Regions from separate parts of the Homo sapiens genome. Here region 1 is linked to region 2. The links are chromatin loops, found by intact Hi-C in ENCODE. Cell type or tissue: PC-3. All regions are shown on one strand. Links, peaks and the distances in the headings refer to the core of each region. The heading gives the core; the rest is flanking DNA.

What was found. A loop is a pair of places that touch in the nucleus more often than their neighbours do. Peaks named below come from ENCODE experiments on the same cell type or tissue, not always from the same donor. Only the 100,000 strongest peaks of a DNase experiment are listed, where the experiment ranks them.
Region 1: a loop joins it to region 2, with 2.7 times the contacts of the local background. A loop is called at or near these places in 3 of 110 quality-filtered maps.

The regions. Positions count from the first base shown.
Region 1 is chr5:62,470,301-62,478,648 of GRCh38, forward strand. IPO11 (importin 11) reads left to right here. Exons shown (of 30, transcript NM_016338.5): 7 at 1-8; 8 at 4,116-4,164; 9 at 6,383-6,453. Among named protein-coding and RNA genes, the nearest start is that of IPO11, 62 kb to the left of the region's middle. In PC-3, for the core only: no CTCF peak of the experiment used is centred there; a DNase peak (open chromatin) is centred at 4,981; H3K27ac peaks cover 541 bases.
Region 2 is chr5:62,593,637-62,601,984 of GRCh38, forward strand. IPO11 (importin 11) reads left to right here. Exons shown (of 30, transcript NM_016338.5): 29 at 8,128-8,212. It overlaps IPO11-LRRC70 (IPO11-LRRC70 readthrough), which reads left to right. Exons shown (of 4, transcript NR_073584.1): 3 at 8,128-8,212. Among named protein-coding and RNA genes, the nearest start is that of LRRC70, 19 kb to the left of the region's middle. In PC-3, for the core only: no CTCF peak of the experiment used is centred there; no DNase peak of the experiment used is centred there; H3K27ac peaks cover 836 bases.

The sequences.
Region 1 (8,348 bases), core at 36-8,035, 120 kb before region 2:
AGGTGATGGTAAGTGATCGAAGAAATTTGCTGTGACTTTGGGAAAGTGGTATTTTCCTGAATGTTTGAAAGAGTGCTCTTTTTATTTGGCATTCAATTAGAAGAGTTTTTATTAAGTGACCATCTAGTTTTTTACCATTCTGACTTTTAGACTTCTGGTCTGTTTTCACTACATCAAAGTGGCTGTTGTGTGAAGGAGAGGAAATAGGCCTAGGATATTTCTCAAGGATGCCATGGTACATTGAGAGTGTTAATTTGAATTTAAATTAAAATGAACTCCTGTGAATTTGAATGCTATTATAACATTACCAGGTACATTGTAAATAGTTTTTTATATACTTAATATTTTCCTTTGTTTTTATGTATTTAAAATAAATTTGTTTTTTTCTGTCTGATCATTACATTAATACATGCTGTTCACAATCAATTAAAAAAATAAATATATAAGAGAAAAACCTTGTCAATAAATCGATCATAAGTTGTGATATATATTCATTGTCTGTAGATAGCCATCTTCTTTTTTTTTTTTTTTTTTTTTTTTTTTTTGAGACAGAGTCTCGCTCTGTCACCCAGGCTGGAGTGCAGTGGTGCAGTCTTGGGTCTCTGCAACCTCTGCCTCCTGGGTTCAAGCAGTTCTCCTGCCTCAGCCTCCCAAGTCACTGGGATTACAGGCATGCACCACCATGCCCAGCTAATTTTTGTATTTTTAGTAGAGACGAAGTTTTACCATTTCTGCCAGGCTGGTCTTGAACTCCTGGCCTCAAGTGATCTGCCCTTTTTGGCTTCCGAAAGTGCTGGGATTACAGGCTTGGCCGTGCTTGGCCTAGTTGCATTTCTTTTTTTTTTTTTTAAAATAAATGAAATGGCATTTTATTATACTTAGATTTGTGTTAGAATTCACAGTAAGTTTAGCTCAGGTAAAACATTGCTTTTTGTAAGTCGCTTTGGGGGTTGCTCAGGAGTTGAGGAAAAAACAAATCTAATTGGGTCTTTGGGTCTCCCCTACTAGATTTGACCAGAGCCATTAAAAAAAATAGTATTTTTTGTATATTGAGGTTTGATTGAAGTAATTGTTCTATTGTTAAATGAGTTTAAAACCCATAATATACATCATCATAATGTGATGGTTATTTCATTTTATGAAAATTGACATGCTTTTTTTTAAGTTAAAAATTTCAGGAAAAGAAACTAAAAAATCATTCATAATCTTACTCTTCAGAGATACTGCTAAAGTTTATAAATATCCTTGAAGACATTTTATGCATATTATTCTGGATAGACCTTCTCACTCAATTTGATACAAATGGGATCATATTTACATGTCGTTTCCTTACTTTTTAAAAACAAACTCAGCATATTACATATATTTTTCCATTGTCAGTTATATTGTTACATGTTATTTTTAAAATGATTGTATGGTACATTCATATGATTAGTGTCAGTAGACTAATTTTTTAAAAAAGAGATATTAATATAGGATTCTTATAATGTACTTACACAATTGTCTGTTGACGGACATACAGGTTCTCAGTTTTTCATTTTTGATAAAAGATATGGACTGATCATTTGGGTAACTGTTATGTGGTTTTCTAATCTCTTTAGGATAAATTCCTAGAATTGAAAATGTTGGGTTAAGCATATGCCCCTCCACAGTATTGATACATATTACCAAATTGCTGAAAGATAATGTCAAGCCTCGATTTAAATCCAGATACATTTCGATTGCCATGCTGCCAAAAAAGATTTTCGAGAAACCAACTTGACAACTCCTTTTCAATTCCCTAACTAGAATGTATAAATTCCATGAAGGGAGGGGCTTTGTTTTATTCGCTGTGACTCGGAGCTTGGAACAGTCTTTTCTGTATAGTAAATGCTCAATAGTTGTTTGTTTAATGAATAAATCCTTTATGGTAGAAGCAATATGTCAAAGTCTCAGGAATTATATGCAATATTACTCTCATTATATTAACCAGAATATTATGTTTATCTTTTTTTAAGTGAAAATGAATTGATTTGATTTATATTCCTATAAGGTGAAATAGTAGTTTGCACTGGCTGTCATCGATATTTTGTGAGCTTTGGCTTTCCCTTGAGAGTTTTCTGGTTGCATAAATCACATGTCAACCTTTACTCAGTTATAAATGCCTTATTGTAGCAATTAAGTACATCAGTCAATTAGAGGATAAAATGTTAACAAATTAAAGACAACATTTCAAATAATATAAAAATCTTTTTTTTTTTTTTTTTTGAGACAGTCTCACTCTGTCGCGCAGGCTGGAGTGCAATGGCGTGATCTCGGCTCACTGCAACCTCTGCCTCCCAAGGTCAAGCGATTCTCCTGCCTCAGCCTCTTGAGTAGCTGGGGTTACAGGTGCCTGCCACCATGCCCAGCTAAGTTTTTGTATTTTTGGTAGAGACGGGGTTTCACAATGTTGGCCAGGCTGGTCTCGAACTCCTGACCTCAGTTGATCCACCCGCCTCGGCCTCCCAAAGTTCTGGGATTACAGGCGTGAGCCACCACACTTGGCTTAAAAATCTTAAAAATAACAGAGAGCTTAAAAGATGCTAAAGAAAAGATATATGACAGTGGTGAGATTCTGGGCCCTGAAGGCAGGCACAGTGATAATGATGGCTTTTAAAATCGATGGCCTTTATAATTTTCTACTTTCTTTGGAGAATAGGACTATTGGACCCTTTTATAAAGTTAACAGACTTATGGGATCTTGGTGACCTAATTCTTTTATAATTGAAACCTTTTGCTGTTTCATTGTTCTGTTGTTACTTTTCATTATCAATTATTGTCAACTATGCTTTAAAAAGACAGAAATAGTATGAAAATGGAAGATGATGCAGTAGTGAAGTTGTCATCCTGAAGTTTTCTTCTTTTTTTAAATTGTGTTGCCAATTAATTTAACCCAATTAAATTGTGTTAATTGTATTTCATCACGTTTCCAGAAGGTATAAAGGAAGACTGGAAACATTGATTTTACTCTGCTTTTAGCTTTTATTTAACAGTTGAGAATTCAGAATTTTACATTTTCTGCTTGAAATGACAGAGAGAAGGAAGGAAATTGACAGAGGAAGAGGTTTACTAGTTTTTTGATGAGTCAGTGGATGGATATTGAGAGTCTGAGAGCAGTACTCTTGACTCTAATGTTAACAATGAAATTGTCTAAGGAAAATCTCAGACACTAAGTCTTCAGATAATGGTATCCTAGTTGAATTTTCTCAAACTCAAGAATTGATCAATGAACAATATATTTGATAGAGAGGAATTGTGGCATTCTAGAGTTAATTATTTTCCAGGAAAGCCATCATCATCCAGTATTTCATGACAAATGAGACTACCTCATTTGCTAATTGAGTGTGTGACATCTTTTATGATGTTTATACACCAACATTTATTGATACAAAGATGTCTTCTATGCTTAAATTCTTATTAAAATTTTTAAGTTTTTTTCACTATTTCTTTATATTTATTCCTGTTAATTATTCAAAACATATCTTAGAATATGTTTTCAAAAAAAGGGTCCATTAGACCTAGCTGGTATATGTTGATGCCTATCTAATACTAGTATCTGAGGACCAATGTGTCATATACTTGAAGTTAAGAACTGTGGTGTAAATAATTGGTACCATGTGTTCATTTTTTGAATACTTATTATTGCCAAACGATGTTTCAGGATTCTGGATAAAGCAGTAAACAGAGCAAAGTTCTGGCTCTCAAGGAGCTTATATTCTAATGGGAGGAGCCACATAATAAATGGACAAGTGCAGTATTTCAAGGGATTTAAAGCCTGTGAAGAAAAATTAAAGCAGTAAGGAGAATAGAGAGTGTTTAGTGAAACAGGATGCTTAAAAAGTAATTTTTTATTCATTGCAAAGTGATTTATGTAACTAAATGAGATATTGAAGGGATGAAATACTATAGTTATTTTCCTGTGGACGACTTGTTTATAATAGTGAACTGTTTTTTGCTTAACTAATTTTAACTTATTTTTCTTCGGCTAATTTTTTTAAGTGATGTGATAGATTTGTTTTGGTATCCCTGAAAAAGATACAAGGTAAATGTTTATAACAATAAATTGAGATATTTAAAATAATATTCTTTTCTAGGGTTTTTTACATGGAATATTTGAACGTCTAAAACAGTTTCTGGAATGCAGTAAGTACTTTCGTTGCAGTCCTTTTTACTGTAGAATTTTTATTCATTAGTAGCTTATTCATTCATTAATAGCTAGGATTAATGAGGGATTAATAGATGCTTATTCATTAATAGCTTCTGTTGCACACTTATAAATCTAGAGAAAGTGTCTTGTCCAATTGCTCCCTGAGTGAGCACTTGATAGCTGCAGAGATCCTATATGTAGCTAAAATGAGTATTTTGTATCAACTTTCTGAAGTTAGAAGCTTAGCTTTTGCCTCATATACAGAAGTCCCTCCTTGGACTACGAACCAAGACCTACAGCGGATGCCTGAAACCACAGATAGTACCAAACCCTTTGTGTACTATGCTTTTTTGAGCTAGTATCCAAAATGGCTACTAAGTGATTAACAGGCAGGTAGTGTATATAGCTGGTATTTGCTGGACAAAGGGAGGATTCTCGTCTGGGGCAGGACGGAGTGGGTCAGCTTGAGATTTATCTCCATACTCAGAATGGTGCACAATTGAAAACTTAAGAATTGTTTATTTCTGGAATTTTATATTTAATATTTTTGGATTGTGATTGACTGCAGGCACCTGATACTGAGGAAAGCAAAACTAAGAGGGGACTACTGTACTGGTAATGAGTGTAGAGGAATTTGCCTTGTTGCCAGGCTGGTCTCAAACTCCTGGGCTAAAGCGATCCGCCCACCTTTGTCTCCCAAAGTGTTGGAATTGCAGATATGAGCCACCTTGTCTGGCCAAAATAGATTTAAAAAAAAAGATTTCCCTGAGGCCAGGCGTGGTGACTCAACGCCTGTAACCCCAGCACTTTGGGAGGCCGAGGCGAGTGAGTCGCTTGAGCCCAGGAGTTGGAGACCAGCCTGGGCAACATGACGAAACCCTGTCTCTACAAAAAATATTAAAAAGTTAGCCAGGCATGATGGTGTGTGCCTGTAGTCCCAGTTACTCAGGACGGATTGATTGAGCCTGAGAGGTTGAGGCTGCAGTGAGCAGTGATCTCATCACTACACTTCAACCTGGGTGACAGAACAAACCCCATCTCAAGAAAAAAAAATTCTATTTTGTGTTCATTCCTCTTTCTGTATTTCTACTGCAGCTACCCCTTTCCAGGCAGATGTCCACAACAGTCATATGTTTAACAAATATTGTCTATAGACTATATGCCAAATCCTGTTTAGACTTCTTGTAGACTCTTTTCGCTTTTAGTATTTGTTGCATATCACTGTGATATAACTTTCTGTAACTGGCAGTTTGATTTTGTAAATCCCTTGTTCATTAACCTCCACTGGCTTATCTTTAGCATCCTTTGTTATTCACTACCCCATGTGAGAGACTATAGCATTTATATTTGTGTTGTATTTTACTGGTGGTCTGTTTGTTATCTTCTTCTTCCATGTGATTGTAAGCACCTTTATTTGGACATACACATGTGTGCACACACAAGTGTGTGTTTGTGTGTTTGGGGATTTGCTCTCCTGAGAAGATATCTTAGTCTACTCACTTTTAAGGAGCTACTGATTGTTTTATGTTAGTCAGTTTCAATTTAGTAAAACATTGTTGAGCCTGTGGGCAGACACTGTCCTGGGTACTATGCATGGAAAGATGAATAAGAATGTTCATATTGTGTAGTTACTATGTTTTCTAAAAATAGTCATTTTTCTCTGGCCATCCTTGTGGGCGTAGCAGAAGGAAGAATAAAAGCCCTTCCAGGAGAGAATAAGACAAATTAACAAACAGAATATGAAGAGTATTATTAGAGAGCAGATTAGCTGATGAGCTGGTGGACATTGTTCTGAATGTACAAAAAAAAATCGCCAGGGAAATTATCAGAATAAATTTGTCAGAAGATATAGGAAAAATGATAATGAGTGTGTTACTCCTTGACTACTTTATTTTACACATGTATGTTGCTTGAAAAATACTTCAACTGTGACATTTAGTTTTTAAATGTTATCCATGATTCATTGCTAAAACGACTATTCTTTTACTATAAAAGTGAGTTCAGTTCATATATTAGGGTTAATTTTATATAATATGGCACAGAGGGCTACTGTGTCTGTTACTCAGTGTAAATCTTGGTATTGCTTTTTAAATAATGAATTCATAATGCAAAATATGCAAAAATAAAACCAGCAATATTATTTTTGTAAAAATTTTGATGTTGTCTTGGTTGTGAACTTATTAACTTCTAATATTTGAAATGTATTTTTAACAGGTAGAAGTATAGGTACAGATAATGTGTGTAGAGATAGACTGGAAAAGACCATCATTCTTTTTACTAAAGTGGTAAGTTTTTTAAAAACTTGTTTTCTCAAATATAATACACATATTCAGATTTACAAAGGAAAATGATATTTTTATAACCATACATTTTCACTTTAGTGTAAGGAAACCTATGTTCTGACTCCTTATAGGAAAGCTAAAAATTGCTTTTATATGTACTTTAGAATGCATATAATAATTAAATTTACATACCATGTGTCATAGTGTAAGTCACCTTGGTACATGAAAAATAAATTCTAATAAATATTAGAGTATTTGATTCCTCTAAAGCTCATTATTCTTTGACCCACTGGAGAAAGTGGAGATAAAGAAGATAGCAGTGCAGTTCAGCTAGAAGTAGATCAAATGTAGCAGACAGGAAGTCAGTATATTCAGAATGACCATCAGACTATCTTCGTCCATACTAAGCATCTTTTGAGTGGAATTATAGGGGGTGCGCTGTGGTAGGCAGTGTGTATAATTACATTTTATAAAACATTAACTTTTAATGATATTTTGGTCTTGAAGGATTGGGAGAAGTGCAAATAATTGGGTTACAGCAGTTAGAAAGACCTAGCTTGGGGACTGCTTGCACTAAAATAGGTACTTGAAGACAGGTGGGAACAACTAAATCTGTAATCTATTTCCCTTTTTAATTAAAGATTCAATAATAGGGTAGGGGTTGCTTATTCCCTGGGAGGGGAGTAAAGGAGCAGAAATGAGCTGTTTTTTATCTTTGTGTTTTAGGTAGTAATTACCTTTAGTTTCAGTTGTCTTCGTTTCTCTTGTTCCAAGTAGCCTCAACAACAGAAGTTCACCTAATCTTCCAAGATACATTATAAAATTGACTAAGATTCTCTGTTTAAAAAAACACAAAGCAAAGTAAAACAGGATGATGTGCTTAGTCAAAGAGGACTATACAGTATATATCACTGACACTTGCCTGCGGCTCTGCTGCCTCACAGTCCCTACTCACTATATCAGTTACATAAGTAAAATTTAAAAAGCATTATTTAGATGATCTGTTTTAGAAAACACATTTATTTAGCTGTGAGATTTTTCAGTTCTTTCAACTCTTTCTTAAGGTAATGACATGGATAGATGGTATCTGTAATTTATTCTACTTAACATGTTGGAAGCAATTTCATTTATGAAATTCATATTTATGATCTCTAAGACTTTATTAAAGCTTTTTAAATTAGAACATTTCAAAATAGAATAAAGTTACTATAAATAGAATTGAGTAACTTTGAGTCTTCATGACATCATCACTCAGCAACAATTATCAACATATGGCCACAGTCAGTCTTACTTTGTCTGTGTGCTGCTTTCCCCTCCCACCCTTGCTGGTTATTTTAAATCGAATCCCAGATATTATCTAGTATTACCTGTAAATATTTGAGTGCGTGTCTTTAAGTGGTAGGGTTGTTTTGTTTTGTGTGTGTGTATTTTCTGAGATGGGGTCTGACTCTGTCACCCACGCTGGAGTGCAGTGGTGTGATCTTGACTCACTGCAGCCTCTGCCTTGTGGGCTCAAGTGATCCTTCCACCTCAGCCTCCTAAGTAGCTGGGACCAGAGGCACATGCCACCACGCCCAGCTAAATTTTTGTATTTTTGGTAGAGATAGGGTTTTGCCATGTTGCCCAGGCTGGTCTCGAACTTCTGGGCTCAAGTGATCCACCCACTGCCACCTCCCAAAGTGCTGGGATTACAGGCGTGAGCCACCACACCTGGCCTGTTTTATTTTTTTTAAATAGGATCTTAACACAATTTTATATTTAAAAAATACTGATAGCTTCTTAATATCATTTAAATATCTAGTCAGATTTTAGATTTCTCTGATTGTGTCATGAATTTTTCTAGTTTGTTTGAATCAGGATTCAACTTGCATCAGCTCCCTTTCCATCTGTTCCAAAGT
Region 2 (8,348 bases), core at 131-8,130:
CCAGTTTTAGGATCCCAGCTAAAAGGCCTAGACTTGAGCATTAGTATTGATGAGTAGCTGGAACATATCTGACCACTGGTTTCTTTTATCCCCAGAATTGTTTGGTGATTTCTTTTTATTCTGGGGTGGTACTTTGCATATAGAAACACAGTTGAGAAATAAATTACCAAGAGATACACTTTTCTGTGTCTCTGTTTCAAAGAGTGGTTAGACTAGATCTCTATTAAATCTTCCTACATTATAATTCTATGAATTAAATAGAGTTCTATAAGTTACAGTCCATGAGACTATAAGGCATAAATAAACTTTCAGAAATGCCTGTGTGAGAAACATAAAATACATACTTATGTAGCTAACTTGGCTTTCAACTTCCCCTTCCTGTTTATTTAAACAGTTTATTCAAAAAAGTTAATCTTTCTGGTTCTGTTGAATTCTTATTATAGTCTCTTAACTGAGTGAATTGGAAAAAAGGAAGAAAACTCTATTTCCTTCACCTACATCAGTAGTGTACTAGGGTTCTCCAGAGAAACAGAACCAACAGGAGACAAAAATATGTATATATAAAGAAATTGATTGTAAGGAATTGGCTCACATGATTATGGAGGCTGAGGAGTTCAAAATCTACCATCAGCAAGCTTAGGACCCATGAGAGCCCATGATGTAAGTCTGAGGTATAAATCTGATCATGTCCCTCCAGTGTGGAAATCACCAGTGGACCTCCATTGAGTACAGAATACAGTCCACAGTTCTTTGTATTTCACAAAGGTTACTTAACTGGTTGGCTCTGAAGACGGAAGAAGTACAGTGTCCCAGCTTGAAGCAGCCAGAGGATGAATTCTTCCTCATCCAGTCAGTTTTATTCAGGCTTTCAGTGGATTGACTGAGGTCTACCCACATGGGGAGGGCAAACTGCTTTACCCAGTTTATAGATTCAAATGCTAATCTCATGCAGAAACAGGCTCGCTGATACACCCAGAGTAATGTTTAACCAGATTGCTGGGCACTCAGTATCTCAGTCAAGTTGACACAAAATTAGCCATCACACTAAGAAAGCCTTGTTGACAGATCATCTTTTTATTCAAACTGTTTACACCAGGCACTGTGTAGTGTGAGGAAGCAACTGAGTCTCTCACCTGAGAGAGCCCACAACCTAGAAGGGGAGACAGGGACCAATGGAGCAATACCAGGTGCAAGAGAGAAAGGAGTCCAGGGAAACTGAGAATCATTCTTAAGGATATGTAGTGGATTGGAGCCAACTAGTTAAGTAACCTTTGTGAAATACAAAGAATTGTGGTCTGTATTCTGTAGTCAATGGAGGTCTCCTGGTGATTTCCACACCGGAGGGACATGATCAGATTTATACTTAGAAAGGTCACTTTGATGCATTGTGGAGGACGACAGAAGGGGTAGATGCTGGTGCGTGGTCTCAGACCAGTGGAACAACCTGGAATGCATGTTAGAAATGCAGATTCTCCTTCCTCAGTGCAGACTCATTATTCAGAATCTTTGGGGGTCACACAGTAGAATCTGCATTGCAAACAGGAACTGTGATGTTTCATATACACTGTAAATGAGAACCTACTGCTGTGGAAGTGGGAAAACCATTTAGGTAGCTGTTAAAGTAGTCTTATCTTGGTGAGTGGTGATGAGATGAATTTGAGATATATTTTGGAGGAAGGATTAGCAGGAAATGGGGACAGGTAGGTATGGCTAAAGAGGATTGAAAGGTGTTTACAGTTTGGGTGACATATGACATACACATGCATATATAATTTTTAAAAATAGTTGTGCTTATACCTGTAGCCTATGCTTATTTTTATACCTTGATTTGTCCTCATAACATATTGAACAGGCATTTTAAAATTTAAACAACATTCTGTGTGGAAAAAAATGGAAATGGGCTTTTATTTTCCCTTCTAATGATCCCTCTTTTTTTAAAGTTAGAAAAGTTTTATCTTCCAAGATAAATGGATAGTCAACAGTTGCCTATTAACGTTGATACTAGTATTTCTTCAGAGTTGTACAGAAAATGAATTCTTTTGGAAGAAAGAAGAATTCCATTTTGAGAGTTGAAGAATGTGTTTATTTGTTGGGGTTTTGTTGGTGGGTTTGTGGTTTGGTTGGTTTTTGTTTTTATTATTTTTTTAGCTAGAGTTTTTATTAAGCCAAGAAAATACATTGATGGGGCTAGAGATTTGCCTTCTTTGCTTTCTGCTTGTCTGGTTAGAGTATTTCTCTTTTATTTCCTTCAATAATATTTTTGTTGAAAGGAATATTGGGAAATGAAATTGACAATCCCTTACCAAGGTTTGGGAAGTAAAAAGGAAGAAAGAATTTAGTGGCCCGGCGCGGTGGCTCATGCCTGTAATCCTAGCACTTTAGGAGGCCGAGACGGTAGAATCGCTTGAGCCCAGGAGTTGGAGACCAGCCCTGGCAACATAGTGAGACCCTGTCTCTATTAAAAAAAAAAAAAAAATTGAAAATCAGCCAGGCACATGCCTTTAGTCCCTGCTTAGCAGCTGCTTGGGAGGCTGAGGTGGGAAGATTGCTTGAGCCTGAGACATCGAGGCTGCAGTGAGCTGTGATTGCACCACTACACTCCAGCTTGGGTGACAGACCAAGGCCCTGTCTCAAAAAAAAAAAAAAAGAATTTAGCCAGCATTTTAAGAAGCCTAGAGGCACTAAAATTTGACTAGAAAATGACTCATAAATTGTTTTTATAGCTAGAAAGTACAAAACATACCAAGTATAAAGGAAATAGTCTTATTTGAAACTATTCTGTAGTCAGTGGAGGTCCACTGGTGATTTCCACACTGGAGGGACATAATCAGATTTATACTTAGAAAGGTCACTTTGGTCCATTGTGGAGGAAGACTGGCGGGGTAGATGTTGGTGAGTGGTCTCAGACCAGTAGAACAGCCTGGGATTCTAAAAGTTAAAATTTGGCTTTTATAAGGACTTTTTTCTCCTTCACTCAATACATTGACCCACTGAACGGCTCTTCAGAATAGAATAGAGAATACTAGAAGAAATGTTGGTTCCTGGATTCTGACATCTGTATATTATCTTAACTTGTGTAGATCCTAGTGACCTCCTTAGGAAGTCTCTCTCTCTTCAGTTTTCCCCCTCTGATCCATTCTGCCCCACTTAAAATTAAAAGCTGAGTTTCTTACAGGATCAAGTTAATGGGGCTCTATTCTGTGCTGACTCAGACACCAGCTTTCTCTCTTGTCTCCCTGGATTCTTCATCATTCTGCAAACATGCCATACACTTATGGCTTGACTAATAATATTTCTGCTCCTTGGTGTGTCAAGCCCTTATCCTCCTTCGCAAATATCTACCTCTAAAATTGCATTCCAGGCTTATAGGAAGAATTCATTCCATCTTTCCCTGTTTCTTCATGGCACTTTGTCTTTACTGCTAATATACAATATTTAGTTGCTTATATTCAGTCTAGTGACGGTAAGAGGATTTGAGACAGTGCAAAAGAAAGCACATGCTCATTATAACAGAAAACTATTAACATAGGATTGAAGGGATTTAAATAAGAAACCTTGATTTGGGAAACCTGTGGCATCAGGATATAAAACTTAGCTATATGCTTTCTAATTACCAGGATAAAAAAAAGAAACATTAGGAATTACATGGGTCTTATTTTCAAGTAGAAGAAAGTAGGTTTATCAGGTGTTAAACTTAAGACAAATTCAATTTAACAGAGTTTGATTAAGCAAAGAATTGTTCACAAATTGGGCAGCCCCCAGAACCAGAATTGGTTCACAGTGTCTTCAGGGCTGTACCTGGTCAGATAATATTTATGAGCAGAAACGGGAAAGTGAGGTACAGAAAAGGGAAATAGGGTACTGAAACAGCTGGATTGGTTACAGCTCAGCATTTGCCTTATTTGGACACATGTTCAACAGTTGGCCACCTATGATTGGCTAAAACTCTGATTAGTACAAGAAAAGATTACAATCTCTACACTTCCAGTTAGGTTACACTTTACTGTGTACGAAGAGACCTTCAGGCTGAACTTAAAATGTGTGAGGAAGAAACTTTAGGCTAAATGTAATTTAACACAGGAGAGGGAGACTCATAATATTTCTTCTCACTGAGTTGTCATGCCCTGAGCCCAGAAGTGCATTTTTTATTAATATTTATATAAGTGACTATACAAGGACTGTCCGTTTTAACAATAAAGAATTAGTTGTTTCTGATACACTAATGACTGTAGGTAAGTGACTCCAGGATTAGCTGACTGTGGCCTTAGCAACATCATCAAAGCCTGAGTTTTTTTCTACTCCATCCCCTCAGCATATTAACCTCATCTGCAGGCTACCATTCCTCATCGATAAAAAGTAGTTCTAGGCATTACAGTTCATGACAATGCCACTGACAGATAAGTAATCTTCTTCCTTATGTCTTTTTTAAGATCAAGGCAATCCTTTTCTGGAAATCATTGCATTAGATGTCTTCTTATGTCTAATTGGCCAGAATTCCTTAAACATTCTCCTGCTGAAAGTAATCATTGACCAGGGGAATGGGATCTCCATGATTGCTTATTGAACTACTGGCACTGGGGGGCTGGGATCAGCTTTTTCTGAAACAGTGGTAGCATGGGAAAAGAGGATAACTGTACAGATTCAGGGTTCAATTAGGAAAGAGGCTGATTATATAGGTCCACTACAGAGACCAACTGAACAATGTCAGTTTTGTCTTATGTGAAACGACCCATAAATTGTTTGCTTGCTTGCTTGCTTTCTTTCTTTCTTTCTTTCTTTCTTTCTTTCTTTCTTTCTCTCTCTCTCTCTCTCTCTCTCTCTCTCTCTCTCTCTCTCTCTCTCTCTCTCTCTCTCTCTCTTTCTTTCTTTCTTTCTTTCTTTCTTTCTTTCTTTTCTTTCTTTTCTTTCTTTTCTTTCTTTTTTTTTTTTATGGAGTCTTGCCCTGTTGCCCAGCCTGGAGTGCAGTGGTGTGATCTCGGCTCATTGCAACCTCTGCCTACCAGGTTCAAGCAGTTCTCTCATCTCAGCCTCCCGAGTAGCTGGGATTACAGGCACGTGCCACCACGCCTGGCTAATTATTGTATTTTTAGTAGAAATGGGGTTTCACTATGTTGGCCAGGCTGGTCTTGAACTCCTGACCTCAAGTGATCTGCTTGCCACAGACTCCCAAAGTGCTGGGATTACAGGTGTGACCCACCGCACCTGGCCCATAAATCATTTCTTATATCAGCCTAGCTGAAAGTCAGTTACATAGCCATAAAAAAAATCATTATTAAACAATTTATTGGAGGCCAGAGGTAAAAAAATATAAGTAGGAAGCGTTTTGGTGGTTTGCCCTAACATAGAATGGGGGTTAACAAAGTGTGTGTCCCCCACAACTTCCTCAACAACATTAGCATCAACATGACGGAGGAAATGATGAGAAACCATCACAGAGGAACTTGTGAGACATGCAGATTCTCAGGCTCCATCAAACTCTACTGAATTAGACACTATGGGAGTGGGGCCCAACTGTGCTTTAACAAAGCCCTTCAAGTGGTTGAGCTGAAAACTCAAGTTTGAGAATCGCTGATATTGGACATTAAGAAAATGACTGGAATACTTGGCCTTTGCCCCAACTATCCCTCCTGTGCACACAGATGGGCTCCAGGTAGAGTGGAACTAAGCTTTTTTTAGACAATTGCACTTATTCTGTTCAGGTGCTAGAATAAGGGCAATTTTAAAGCATCCAAATTTGATACCCTGAAGTAGAGAAAAGTTCATTTAGACAACAAAAATTTTGAGGAAAAATACTGTTTATCAGCGCTCAATGAATGTTTGTAAATTCAGCCTTTTCTCATCTGTAAAATGGCTGAATTACTTAGGGCAGAGTTTATATAGATTAAATGAAAGTATTACTACAAGTACCTTTAAACCCAGAAATGACTTAAAAGGTTTCATTTTTTCATGCTAACACCTGTTGGTTCTGTTTAGCTGGTTGAAGTTTCTTCTTGAGAAAGATTCTTATTTAGCAGGCTGGAGTGCCTGGATCTATTCGGTGATTTCTGCCTTGAGTTTAGAATGGAGGAGTGGCCACTTATATTCACGTTAGTCATTCCTATTTTAAACTGTTGTGTTTACTGTTTTATTAGTATAACTATTACTGCATGCACAGTCTACACACTTCAGTTTATTAGAAATCTGTTAATTCTTACGTATCTTTTATGTAAAGCGTGATTGTCTATCTTTAATCTTTATCAACAAAATGAGATTTGACTTTTAGTTGGAAATTTTCCTGCAGGACAGTTTTAGCTTTGGGCTTTTCAGTATTCTGTTATTTGTCTAGTTTTTGGTCAGTGAAAGAAGTAAAATCTGTATATATGTAACTCCAGAGTATACTCTAATATTAATGTGATAAATCTTCTTTTTTTGGGGGTGGGGGAGACAGAATCTTGCTCTGTTGCCCAGTCTGGAGTGCAGTGGCACGATCTTGGCTCACTGCAACCTCCACCTCGTGGGTTCAGGCAATTTCTCCCATCTCAGCCTGCCAAGTAGCTGAGATTACAGGAGCCTGCCACCACGCCTGGCTAGTTTTTGTATTTTTTCTTTTAGTAAACAAGGGGCTTCACCATGTTGTCCAGGTTGGTCTCGAGCTTCTGACCTCAGGGGATTCACCCACCTCAGCCTCCCAAAGTGCTGGGATTACAGGTGTATGCCACCATGCCCAGTCTTAATATGATAAATCTTTTAATTTAGGGAGGCAGAACAGAGAGCATTCACTATATGAGTAAGTTAACAGATTTTGGAATGCAGTGGAAGAATTTGATGCAGAATAAAGCATGCTTTCATGCAGATCCATAGTCATTGCAGTTAGAATTCAGGTCTGCAACAGACATAAATTGGCTAGTGTAAAGAAACCCCATATTATTATTCAGTTCTAAAATACAAACTGGGATGTAGACCTTTTTAAGACACTTCACTTTATTAAATAGCTTTTGGGTTGATAGAGTAATGTAATTTTCTTACTTTGTGTCAGAGTCCATTGGCCAGCTACTTGTACTACACTGTATTATATCATGGCAGACAAAAGCATTGCAGCCCCAGGTCAAGGCCATGCAGTGAGTTAGGGATTGAGTTCCTGCCGTTTTTCAGGACTTCTGATTTCTAGCCTAAGGTTCTTACTCTTTGATCCCACCAGTGGGCACTGACTGGATCAGAGGCAGTCACTCCAAACATTGCTTTTTTAATGGTAGGAAATAGAAACGAAAGACACTTGTTTCCACTGCAAGAATGAGCCTGATCAAGTTTTCTGGTATCCGCACCTGTGTTAGTTCTGTATTAAAAGCTGTTTACACAGCTGAGTCAGGAATTGTCCTTCACCTGTACTTGCTACAAAACAAGAGAACCCAAACTTTCTTTGCCACTGTTTATTGGTTAGGAACCTATGATCATGCTGATAAATTACTGAATTCTCCTGTTACAAGTTAGGAAACAGTGGGATTGTTCCATCAGTTTGATTCACTAGACAGTGTTGATTTCTGGTCTCCCTGGAACCATTGTTGACTGAACAGGAAACTGTTTCTGTTACCTCTGCTAATAGTAAAGAGCATGGTGCAGATATTCAAAATAAAATGATTTATAACTACCCAGAAGGTACAAGTGCTATCAGGACAAGTTCCTCATAGCACAGTCATGTCATTTGGAACACAAGGTAGATTGTTACATAATTAATATGTTTGTGATATTTAAATTATTGCATGTATAAAATTCTGTAGATGTGAAAATTATGGGGAAAAATAAGTATTTTAAGAGTTTATGTCATTTTTAAATAACATATAAAGTGTATACATGCATTACTTTGTCAGCTGATGGTTCATTGTTTCAGAAGTGGCGTATAAATAAATTACTAACTGAAATGCCCAAGTAAAATGCTCTAAAATGTTTTAGTGTGGCCCTTTTTATAGTGAGATATCTTTTCATAATTCAAAAATTTTGTTAAATTTTAAATTATCTAGTCTTTTTCTCACATTTTGGTGTGAAAAACTAAGAACATAGAATTATTCATGTTCTTAGTGATTTTAAGGACTTATTTTTAAGTGTATTATAGACATTTTTATTTAAAACATGTTTTTTAAAAAATTATTATAGCTGTATGTTGATGTCTCATCTTGAGGAACCAAAAGTAACAGAAGATGAAGAACCACCCACAGAACAAGATAAGAGGAAAAAGATGGTAAGTTATAAAAGTAGCTTGTAAAAATTAAGAACCATATATTATCATTTTCTGTAGGTTCAGAAATATCTATGGTCTATTTGTCCATCCAGCTATATGTCTATCCATCTATCCCATGTTACAGAATTAATGTAAG